2 separate regions of the Homo sapiens genome follow, and region 2 is linked to region 1. A link is a contact called in ENCODE POLR2A ChIA-PET data. All regions are on one chromosome and are shown on one strand. The core of a region is the stretch at or near the end of the contact, and the rest is flanking DNA. Distances in the headings are between cores, read along the strand shown.

Evidence for each region. ChIA-PET counts read pairs that join two places held with the same protein, here RNA polymerase II (POLR2A).
Region 2: POLR2A ChIA-PET joins it to region 1 with 10 read pairs in WTC11. The contact joins the promoter of PRDM12 here to the promoter of GPRACR in region 1. POLR2A ChIA-PET finds 5 or more read pairs at or near these places in 2 of 52 experiments (PC-9 and WTC11).

What each region holds. Positions count from the first base shown.
Region 1 is chr9:130,142,778-130,145,477 of GRCh38, reverse strand. It overlaps GPRACR (GPR107 adjacent cis regulating lncRNA), which reads left to right and starts at 1,259. Exons shown (of 2, transcript NR_135124.1): 1 at 1,259-2,234; 2 at 2,587-2,700. RefSeq lists an enhancer at 1,301-2,074.
Region 2 is chr9:130,663,200-130,665,899 of GRCh38, reverse strand. It overlaps PRDM12 (PR/SET domain 12), which reads right to left and starts at 1,306. Exons shown (of 5, transcript NM_021619.3): 1 at 1,024-1,306. The coding sequence starts at 1,246. RefSeq lists enhancers at 59-732, 2,023-2,700.

The sequences.
Region 1 (2,700 bases), core at 10-2,509:
TCTCAAAACAAACAAACAAACAAAAAAACCCACTGAGAAGTGAGTTCATTAACTCTGTCCTTTTTTTCCCAACATTGTTTTTGCTATTCTTGATTCCTTATATTTGCATATGAGCTTCAGCTTGTGAATTTGTGCAAAGAAGCCATCTGGGATTTTGCTAGAAATTACACTGAATTTGTAGATCAATTTGGGGAGTATTGTCATCTTAACAATATTGTCTTCCAATCCACGAATATGGGATGTCTTTCCATTTATTTAGGTTTTAATTTCTTTCAACATTTTATAGTTTTCACAGTATAAGTTTTGTAGCTGTTACATTTATTACTAAGTATTTCATTTTGTTGATGGTATTGTAAATGAAGTTCTTTTCTTTATTTTTGAACTGTTTATTTTGTATAGAAATACAATTGTTTTTTATCTTGATCTTGTACCCTCCTGGCTCACTTCTGTAATCTCTATACTTAACACAGAGGGCAAGCACTTTCGAAGAGTCACCCTGGCTAACACATGGCAAATAGGCTGGAAGCGGGGCAAGACTAGAAGCCTGGCTGCCAGCTGGCAGGTGGCTGGTGCTGTCATCTAGATGAGGGTGGCTGGCCTGGGCAGTAGCAGTGGGGACCGAAGTGGGTGGACTTTAACCACAGGACGGGGTGGGGGTGGGGAGAGGGAAGCATCCAGGATAAGGGCCAGGTGGGTTTTTGTTTTGTTTTGTTTTGTTTTAACCAGGATCAGGGAGGAGCGTGGTCATTTCATTTTGAAAGTATGGCTTTTGATGTCTCTTTAAAACAGCCCAGGAAGGCGTGGTGGTTCACACCTGTAATCCCAGCGCCCCGAGGCAGGTGGATCACTTGAGGTCAGAGTTCGAGACCAGCTTGGCCAACATGGTGAAACCGTGTCTCTACTAAAAATACAAAAAATTAGCTGGGTGTGGTGGCGGGTGCCTGTAATCCCAGCTACTCGGGAGGCTGAGGCAGGAGAATCGCTTGAACCCAGGAGGTGGGGGTTGCAGTGAGCCAAGATCGTGCCACTGCACTCCAGCCTGGGTGACAAAGCGAGACTCCGTCTCAAAAAAAAAAAAAAAAAAAAAAAAAGGACCAGCCCAGGAGGCAGCAGAATGAGCCATGAGGATCTCAGGACAGCGTTAGGCTGAAATAAACTCCTGGGTGTCAGCCAGGGAGTGGGAGAGACTGGGCAGGGCTAGAGCTGGGACAGAGCCCAGGACCCGACACTAAAGGGTAGACACGAGCTGACCGTGGCCACACAGCTGAAGGACCTGGAAAACCACAGGAAGTTGAATTTGGTCGACGGAGCATATGAGGAGTGGTGGCGGGCATCTCAAGAGGGGAAGACTCTCCCACTGTGTTATAAGCTGCTAAAGTCAAGGAAGACAATAGTCAAGCCCCCAGAGGTTGCGAGTCACTCTAGCCAGACCGTGGCAGGGTGGAAACCAGCCCACAGTGCGCCGGGGCGTCTGGAAGATGAAGCAGCGGAACTCAGAGAGCTCTGAAGGGGGACGGGGGCCTGCAGCTGTTTTTTTTGTTAGCTGCTTTTTGTTCATGGGAAAACTTGAACAAGCTTGATTGCTTCATGGAAGGAGCCAGGTGACATGGAAAGGGGAAAGATGCAGAGTAAGGGGACCGAGGGACAGCGAGATGGCTGCAAAGGTGGAGGGAAGAAGTGAGTGGGAACGGAGGAGACGTGGTGCTGCCGCTCAGCTGTGCCCCATGGCTTTGCCCCGTGGCTTGCTCCCCTCCTCAGTACTGTTCTCTCCCGTGTGGCACAGCCAGGCTTACTCATCATTTCATCTGCAGCCCTGCCCATACCAGCGTGTGCTGAACGATGTTGAACCTTAGGCGACGGAGGCCGACTGGAACCAGGGCTCTGAGTGACAGAGACGCAGTTATGTCTAAGGACATACGCTAGAATGGCTGATGCAGGGCGCAAGCTCGATTCCTGCAGATGTGTGTTAATGAGCAGCTCCCTCATTTTTGCAAAGGTCAGCATTCCTTTGGCAAACTGGGAAGGAGCAGTTTAAGGTGCAGCTCCCAAGTGGGTCACACCGACCCCCCAACATCCAGTTCCCAACTGCTGAGCGTGCTTCTCTTCGTGGGAGTGGGCGGGCCAGTGCCGAGGGGCTCAGGACGGATTCTCAGAAACGCCCCACCATGCAGGTGGCTTACGGGAGGGCAAAGCCAATGCCAGCCTCCAGGAAGTCTGCGCTTTCTTTCCTTAGGGTAAGCACTTACCCAGCCTCCTTGTTACTTAGCCTGAGGGAGTCTACGGCTACCAATCTGCCGACCTGACAGATTCCTGGTGAAGGGCAGGCCACCCAAAGGCAGCTTCGAAAATTAAGGAGCCTGGGTGGGGGCAGGGAGGATCTACCCAGGGTCCTGGGGCCTGGGAGCAGTAGGCTCTTCTCAGAAACACATACTGGGGCCAATATCTGCTCTGGATTTAGCCTGCACTGCCTGTTTTATCAGAACAAGCAGAAATCCCCCGGCCTCTTGAAGATCAGGACCCAATTATTTCTCTGACTTCAAGAGTTTGCCTACCAGACTAGAGTTGTTGACCGTTATGTTTTTCCAGCTGCCAATCAGAGTGGACCAGCTGGAGATGACCAATCACATGACAAGACTCCTGCACAAAGGGAAGAAATGAGATGCTGCAGCTGAGGAGGGCGGCCAACCTGGGAGGCATCTG
Region 2 (2,700 bases), core at 57-2,556, 520 kb before region 1:
GAGGGTTCCCCTGTCGGGCATCTGCGGCAGGGCTGGAAGCGGCGAGGCGCACAAGGGCGGCCTCCATGTCTTACAAGGTTCCCCTCTAAGCTACCTGGGAAAATACCCGGCGAGCGGGCCGGCTGAAAGGGGGGGGTTAAACGGTGTCCATTGCGGCGCGGCGGGCAATTTGTCACGCTGTTAAAGTGATCGCATTCATTCGGCTCCATTCGAAAGAAATTGCTAATTCTAAATTCATTAGCCCTGGAAGAATGCTGTAGCAGTAAATTGTAGCTCAATGCGGAGGGGACTTGTTTAAAAGGGGCCGAGGAATTCCCCTTACAAAAAAGGGGGATTAGATGGTTGACATAGCGTGAATGGAAGTGGAATTAGTCTTCACGGTAAATTAAGAGAGGAACAGAAATCGTAAAGGGGGAAAAGAGGGCGACGCGCAGAGATGCCAGAGCCAGGGAAAGATATTGTTTGCGGGTTGATGAATGAGGAATAAGAACTTGAGACATCTTAAAGAAAAGAAACTTTTCTCGCTCTCTCTTTCTCTCCCTCGCTCTCCCCGCGGCTTTTTCTCCCCGCCCGCCCTCCCTCCACCCCCTCCCCAGCCCCGGCTGCCTTTTAAAGTTCTTGGTTTAAGTGGGAACTTTCGTGGGTCAAGCCCAAGTTAACTAAATGAATTTAAAACCCCTTCTTTTTGAGTCAACTGCTATTACACGCCTAGTAAGGCTGTAAATGCCGGGAACCCGCCAGCTCAAGCGCAGGAGGGGAAGGGAGGGGCCGGCGGGGGCGTCGGGGCCGAGCGACGGGGTCGCCGGGGTCGGTCCTTGAGCCGGGTGGGCTGCGGAGCTGCTTGGTGGCTCGCGTCCTGGTTTGGCCCATGGGGAAACTGAGGTGCACCGAGCGCCGGGAGAGCCCAGGTTGGCGCGAGTAGCAGCGAGGCCGGGTATCCCAGCCGCGTCTCGCGCATCGCCAGGACGGGAATGGGGGTCGCCGGGAGGAGGGATTGCGCCGGGCTCCGACGGCTGGACTCACCGCCGGAGAAGGACTGCGCCAGCACCTCGGCGGTGAAGGCTGTCTTGGGGCTGGCGTGGTGGCTCTTGTCCTCGAAGAGCTGCTCCCCGAGCACGTTGCGCCAGCGGCCGTACAGGAAGCTGTGCAGGATGTCGGAGGTGATAACCTCGGCCAGCGCCAGTCCCGGCGCCTTCAGCCCGGTCTTGAGCACCAGGGCCTCAGCCGGGAGCACGGAGCCCATCATGGGCGGCCCGGAGCTCCCCGGCGCCGGGGGACGGCCGGGCCGACGGGGGAGGTGGGCGGGCGAGAGGGGAGCCCAAGGGGCGAGAGGAGAGCGCTGCGATGGAGAAGGAACCAGAGCAGGGGGAGGACGGAGAGGAGGAGGACGCAGGAGGGAGCGGGAGGTGAGGGGGCGACTGGGAGGAAAGCGAACGAGGGGGAGAGGGGAAGAGAGATGGTGAAATCTGTAGAGATGGCAAAGGCGGCGCGGAGGGTGGAGAGACGCGGGTGGAGGCGGAGGCGGGTGCGGGGGGTGCAGGGTGGGTGAGAGGCGGGTGGTTGCAGGGAAGCGGCAGCAAGGGGCTCAGGCGCGCGCTAGCCTCTCGCACACTCGGCCGGGGCCGTCTTCCCCTTGGCAAAATCTCAGCGCCTTTATAGGAGCCGCAGTGACCCTCCTAATTGGTTATTAATGACCCCCTGACGTCGGAGGACAGACTTGTTGTACCCGGCTGGGCTCGAGGAGCCTTCGTCGCGAGAGCGCGAGGGGCGGGGGCGCGCGGACCGCTCCAAACAGTACCCCTCCACTCCTCTCTCCCCTTCCTGGTCCTTCCTCCCCCCTCCTGTTTTTCCTTCTCTCCCCGTGGGAAGCGCAGGGCAGGGAGGGAGGCTCAGCCGGCTCTGAGGAGAGGAGGGGACGGAGAAGGGGAGGGGGTGCGGCGAGGCTCTCTAGGACTCCAGGGACCAGGCTAGACAAGAGGGGACGCCTGGCTTCGGGCCCCGCGCTCCCCTCAGGCCTGATCTATGTTCACCGGCCTGGCCCAGCCCGGCGTTCACCTTTACTTTGCTGCCCCGGCTGGCCGGCCCAGCCCTGCACCGCTCTCCCTCCCCGGCCAGAGCCCGCGTCCTCTTCCCTCTCCGGCCCTGCACTCCCCGGGCCGCCACAGTCGCCCCGAGCTCGCGCGCAGCCCTAGTTGCCACGCGGATCCCCTGCTCAGACTGCGCTGCTGAAGCCGGCGCTTCGCTTCATACGGGCCGCGCCAACTCGGTCGCTGTGCACGGTCGGGTGCGAAACTCCTCCGCGGGCTCACGGGGCTGCCGAGGCGGGGCCGCAGCGGCCGTCGGGGCTGGGGCTGGTCCCGGCCTGAGACAGCTTCATGGAAGGCCAGGCTCCCGGCCCTTGCGGGGCCAGGTCGGGGGTCGAGATGGGCGGACAGGAATCGCCCTGGCAGCCTGTCTCTGGGAAAAGAATTTCCTACGGGATATAGGGGGATTGAAAGGGGTCCCGAGACCCTTCCTAGGTGGGAGCAGGCGTGCCTGAGAGCGAAGTCCCTCAGAAACTGCAGGCAGCTCCGCGAGAGGCCTCAGTGCGGGTTCGGCTTGCGGCCCGGCTTTCCGGCTCCTTGCTGAGCTGCAACCTCGGGAAGCCGGTGGCGTTGCGGCGCCCCTTCCTTCTTGCCTCCTAGTTCTTTCTTTCTCCTC